Linked DNA regions of Mus musculus: region 2 is linked to region 1. The links are chromatin loops, found by intact Hi-C in ENCODE. Cell type or tissue: left cerebral cortex. All regions are shown on one strand.

The links. Hi-C counts contacts between places; a loop is a spot of excess contacts. Peaks named below come from ENCODE experiments on the same cell type or tissue, not always from the same donor. Only the 100,000 strongest peaks of a DNase experiment are listed, where the experiment ranks them.
Region 2: it touches region 1 in a loop (2.3-fold over the local background); 3 of 42 quality-filtered maps call a loop at or near these places.

What each region holds. Positions count from the first base shown.
Region 1 is chr1:89,605,596-89,608,095 of GRCm38, forward strand. The region is part of intron 2 of Agap1 (ArfGAP with GTPase domain, ankyrin repeat and PH domain 1); the gene reads left to right. Among named protein-coding and RNA genes, the nearest start is that of Gm41914, 26 kb to the left of the region's middle. In left cerebral cortex, a CTCF peak has its summit at 1,181 (motif pointing left); DNase peaks (open chromatin) are centred at 1,210 and 1,918; H3K27ac peaks cover 955 bases.
Region 2 is chr1:88,744,237-88,746,736 of GRCm38, forward strand. No RefSeq gene overlaps it. Among named protein-coding and RNA genes, the nearest start is that of Platr5, 9.4 kb to the right of the region's middle. In left cerebral cortex, a CTCF peak has its summit at 1,155 (motif pointing right); a DNase peak (open chromatin) is centred at 1,180.

The sequences.
Region 1 (2,500 bases):
ATGGGATAAGGACTTCTGTGTCTCACACCTGAGATGGAAGTAAGCCACTTCCTCCAGGACACTGGTGTGTCTCAGCAATGGCCCCCAGTGGGGTTATCCACTTCGGGAGGACAGCTGTCCTCTCAGCCTCTGGGGTTCCGTAAGACTAGCTCTGCAGTAGCTGCTTGGCCTGTCTGCTCTGTTTCATAGCTTCTGTAACCTGTACAGTATATAGAGTGCTCTGCAAATACCTAATGAGTGGCACAGGGGTGGGTGCCAGTGCCATTAACAGGACCTTTTCGTACAGGTTGGCCAGTTTCAGATACTTCTGGCAAGAAACTCGGGCGCTGACCCCTCTGGTTTTAGATTTAATGCCAGTTAACAAGGCCGCAGTGTTTTCACGAGGTGTTTATGAAGCATATACTCCACTGGGCATGCTCTGCCTGCAGGTTCCATGTAATTATGGCCTTCTGTCCTCACAATTATTCCATGACGGGGAGGCCCTGTTGTCAGCCTGTGTCACAGGTAAGGTTTGAGACATGAAGAGTTTACCCAGAAGCCATCTACAGTCGGGTAGAGCTGGGATTCGAAGCCAGCGCTGTCTCGGAGAGCCTTCTGTATATCTGTCCCAACTGTTGTAGCCTCTGGCCTCATGTGTCCATTTAAGTCAGAGCAACAGCGGGGTGGAGTGCTTCAACCTCCCAGCAGCACAAGAGATGGCTGGGAACCAGGAGGCATTGATCCTCATCTTCCTGATAAACTTCCTGGGAGTTGAAGGTGCTGCAGGTTGACAGGGCCTGCATGGGTTTAGTTTGGTTGGCTTGGGCTTTTTAAGACAGCATCTTATATGTAATCTCGGCTGCCATGAAACTCACCATGTAGCCCAGGCTGGCTTTTAATTCACCATCGTTCTTCTTCAGCCTCCCAAGGGCTAGAATTATACAGGCTTGTGCCACCGTGCCTGGATCGGTCCACATATTTTTATCAGCCAATAGTAATTGAGAATTGTTGCTACCAAAACCTTATTTTCTGGAATATGGTTTTCTAAGGTAAGCATCAGTGTGTCTAGCAAGTATTAGCATTTAAAGAGACAGTGTAGGGTCTTCTAAATGTGACTTTCTTAAAGCTCACTTGAGCTCTAGGGCTCATCTGTGGTTTGAGGATGGCCAGGCGCTCTGCTGTGGTGGGCGCCCTCTTGTGGCTGCATCAGCAGGCACCTCGTTGTCAAGGGCACCTTAGCCAGTTCTTGCTGGTGAGGATGCTCAGGTCTGAAGAAGCACTTCTTTGTTCTGTGAAGCATTTCCCTTCCCATGCCCACAGGGATGTCATTGTTTCTACCCTCATGCAGCACCCGAGACAGACAGGTGGCCCTTTAGGTCATCGCTGTGGGACCCTCATCCTGCTTGGAAATGCAGCCCTGGTGATGTCACTGAATCTCCAATGGGCCTTTTATGGAGTATTTCTCAGCGAGTCTTTCAGAACCCATCAGGACATACATACGGTTCACTGTTTGCTTCTGGGAGAGTGGCGGGCTCTGCCTGTGGTCTCGGAAGTTGTGCTGCAGTTGCTTTCAGCACTGCAGATTGGTGCCAGGCTACACAAGCTCCGTGCCTCCGCTGGGGTGGAAGCAGTGGGCAGACCGTGCAGAGGTGCCACCATGTATTTTGCTTATCCTCTCAGCTGGGATTTTTAACTAAGAGGTTCCATTTTTACAGCAGATTGCTGTTTAGTAGCTGAGTAGAAAACACAGGATGCTGGAGGATTGAGATTATAAAGGTGCTGTGCTCTGCGTCTTCCGGGAATATGACAGCATGAGGCACAGAGCCCTGACTGACAGCCTGCAAGGCAAGGCAGGGTGACACCTTCTCCTGCCCTGAGATACCTAGCGTGGGCATTATCAGGGCACTCCTTTATGCCCATGAAGCCCTTGGACCCAGGCTGGGTTACTTCCTCTTCTGCAAGTGACATTCAGGAGCGGTTGTCACAGTTCCCCAGGAGGCCCACATCCTAACAGATGGTAGTTCTACCAATGTTTCAAGTTAAAATGATACAGCTCACAACCTATGAGATGGGTGCAGGGGCCAAAGAAACCTCTGCCCCAGGCCTGGGGTGGGCGGCACTGGCCTGCTCAGGTATACGCCATACCAATGCCCACTCTTACAGGAAAGAGTGTCTGGTGTCACCACCCAGAGAAAACCCAGCTGCACAGTGCTGGGTAGGGGAACATTTCTTCCAGGAAGAGAAAGTAATCTTAATTAAAAATTTCATTTCTGTGGCATATACTGGCTTGGATTTTCCCAGCTTGAAGCTGACAAACAGCAGGTGCCCTTGAGCAAAAGAATAATTAGTAGGCAGATATTCTCAAACTGTGGAGGCTCAAGGTAGGAAGATGCAGGCTGGCCTTGGAGGGGAGATGACTTTCTTTGTGCAGGAACTGTCCACATGCTCTGGTCCTCAGCCCAGCCCTCAGGGGTAGAGAAAGCTGCTTTATATTCACTGCGTTAGTCACGCATCAGCCATT
Region 2 (2,500 bases), 860 kb before region 1:
TCACATAGCATTAGAAACAAACAAAAAACAATCTCGGTGTCACACAAGGGAGCACAGGGACACAGGAACACAGGAACAAATCCGTGAACTCGTTTCTTGTTTGTTTAAAAAAGCAGGTAGGGGGAGCACACTATGACCCAAACCAGGCTAGCGAGAGTCCTTGGCCAAGATGGCTTCAGTCTTTTATCCCTGACAAAGGTGGGATATCTCATCCCATTGGTGGGAGCTCCACGTCACTTTCTGGACTAGCCAATCAGTGAAAGGGAGAAAGAGAGGTTCAGGAAACAGGAGCAATGGCCAGGTTAGGTACGTGAGATTAAAACAAAACACAACAGTAAGCACTCTAATCCACTGGGTCATCTCTCCAGCCCTTTCCCAATTTTGCGGGGGGGGGGGGGTGTTTGTTGGTTCGTTTGTTTATCCCCAGTTGTTTGTACTGGCAGATGTGGGAATAGTCTCATGGTGGCTCAAAGGAATGCATTCCCCACCCCCACTCCATGTAGAAGAGAAACATTTTAAATACATCAACTTAATATTGTATCTCCTCGCACATCACCCACACAGTGACAGGGAGCATTTAACCTAAATTGACAGTTCTTGGCACTGACTGGGCTACCATCACATTTTTAGAAGCTTCAAATAGAAGCACCCTTGCCCGATCCACTCCCGAAGCAAGATTCTCATTTCAGTTTAACCACAGATTTGAATCCCATTAATGTTAAATCCTGTAATCTTTGCAAAGAGATTCTTCCCATATCTTTGGGGTTAGAAGACAGTTAATGAATCCGTGAATTCTAATTCAGTCCTCAACTTCCACATATCTGAACGAATCAGATAAATGACGTGTATTTTAACAGGACTATGAGGCTTAACTAGCTCACAGGAGAGTGTAAGAAATCCATGTTGGAAGATGAGAATAATACCCTTGCAAAGATAAGGGTCATTAGAATAAAAAGGGAAGGAAAAAACGAATGAAGTTTTAAGGTCTAAGATATATGCAGGAGTGTAAAACCCTCAAATCTTCTCCCGTGAGACTCCGTTCTAACAAATTCCTTCACCGTGACATTCTCTAAGGTGTTGTCATCTTCTCTAGAATGTCTAAGTGGCAGTCTGTGAACCATGTCTCTGGGGCTCCAGTAGGCGGAACTGTTTTGATTGTGGTGCTGCTCAGTTCTGCCACTAGAGGGAGCACGTAGCCCACAACATAAGTGTAACTAAGGGTGAAGAGTGCCCTGGCTTACAAGCCATGAGCCTCCTGTAGGGATTGCAAGCGGGAATTTCAAATGCACAGTGCTCAAGCAATGCAGTGTAGACCACAGTCAGTGTGAGCACACTCCCCGTGCACTGGCACCACCCTGCATGCCCGACAGACTGTACCTATGCATAACCAACTTTCTCACAAGGCTCCTGTGGGTGCCACGGTTTTACAGAGGAAGCCAGTGAGCCCAGGAGAGGAAACGACTTGTGAGCCTAAGAGCCAAAGGAAACGGACCACAGTTCTACATGCCTATAGCCTCAGAGCTTGAAGGCTGAGACAGGAGGATGGCCTGAGTTCGGGATTCATAGTCCTCTGAGCAGCACAACAGATCTCCCAACTAAAATAATGGTCCTTAAAATTAAAAATAAAAATAATAATAATAAGGAAATGAGTACCCCGGCTCCCAAAGGATGTGCCCTTTCCAGGGTCCAGGAAGGAGTGGGCCTCCGACAGGATGCCCTTTGATTCTCAGTGTTGTATGGCCTCTCTACAAAAACAATACCCTTCTTTTGAAGTCACTGTTCTGATATTCTAGTTGTTCCTGATGTGTGTCCTCTGTTTCCCACTGAAGGCCAGCCTTGACAGTACAGAAGGAAGACTGAAAAGAAAGAGGTCCCCTATCTGAGACCACCAGAGACCCCATAAAGTAGAAGGGAAGTCTGCGGAGCTACCAGAGAAACACAGAGGATGGCCGTAAATCCTGCACTGTCCCGAAATGCAAAGGCGTCAGTCAACTTTCTGTGAAAGAATTCCACACAATTAAACAAAAAGTGACGTTCTATTGATTTCCCCCGGTTTCCCTTTGTTTAACCAAGATCAGGGTGTGAAATCACAGGGCATAGTTCTCCCATGGGCATGCTGGAGTTAAACGCTACTGTTAATTCCTTACCTTTATTTTTGACCGTTGAGCTAGAGATAAGCACTGCTTTGTTACATGGAAAAGCAAATTGAGTTAAGAATGCAATGTCTCAGCTGGGCAGTGGCGGCACACGCCTTTGATCCCAACACTTGGGAGGCAGAGACTGGAGGATTTCTGAGTTCGAGGCCAGCCTGGTCTACAGAATGAGGTCCAGGACAGCCAGGGCTACACAGAGAAACCCTGACTCAAAAAACAAACAAACAAAAATAAACAAAGAATGCAATGTCTCTTCTTTCCAATAAGAGGGAGAGGTGAAAGACATGTGCGAGTAACTTGAAAAGATGGGGCAGGTCTATGACCCCCAGAGTGCGATGTGAGAAGCC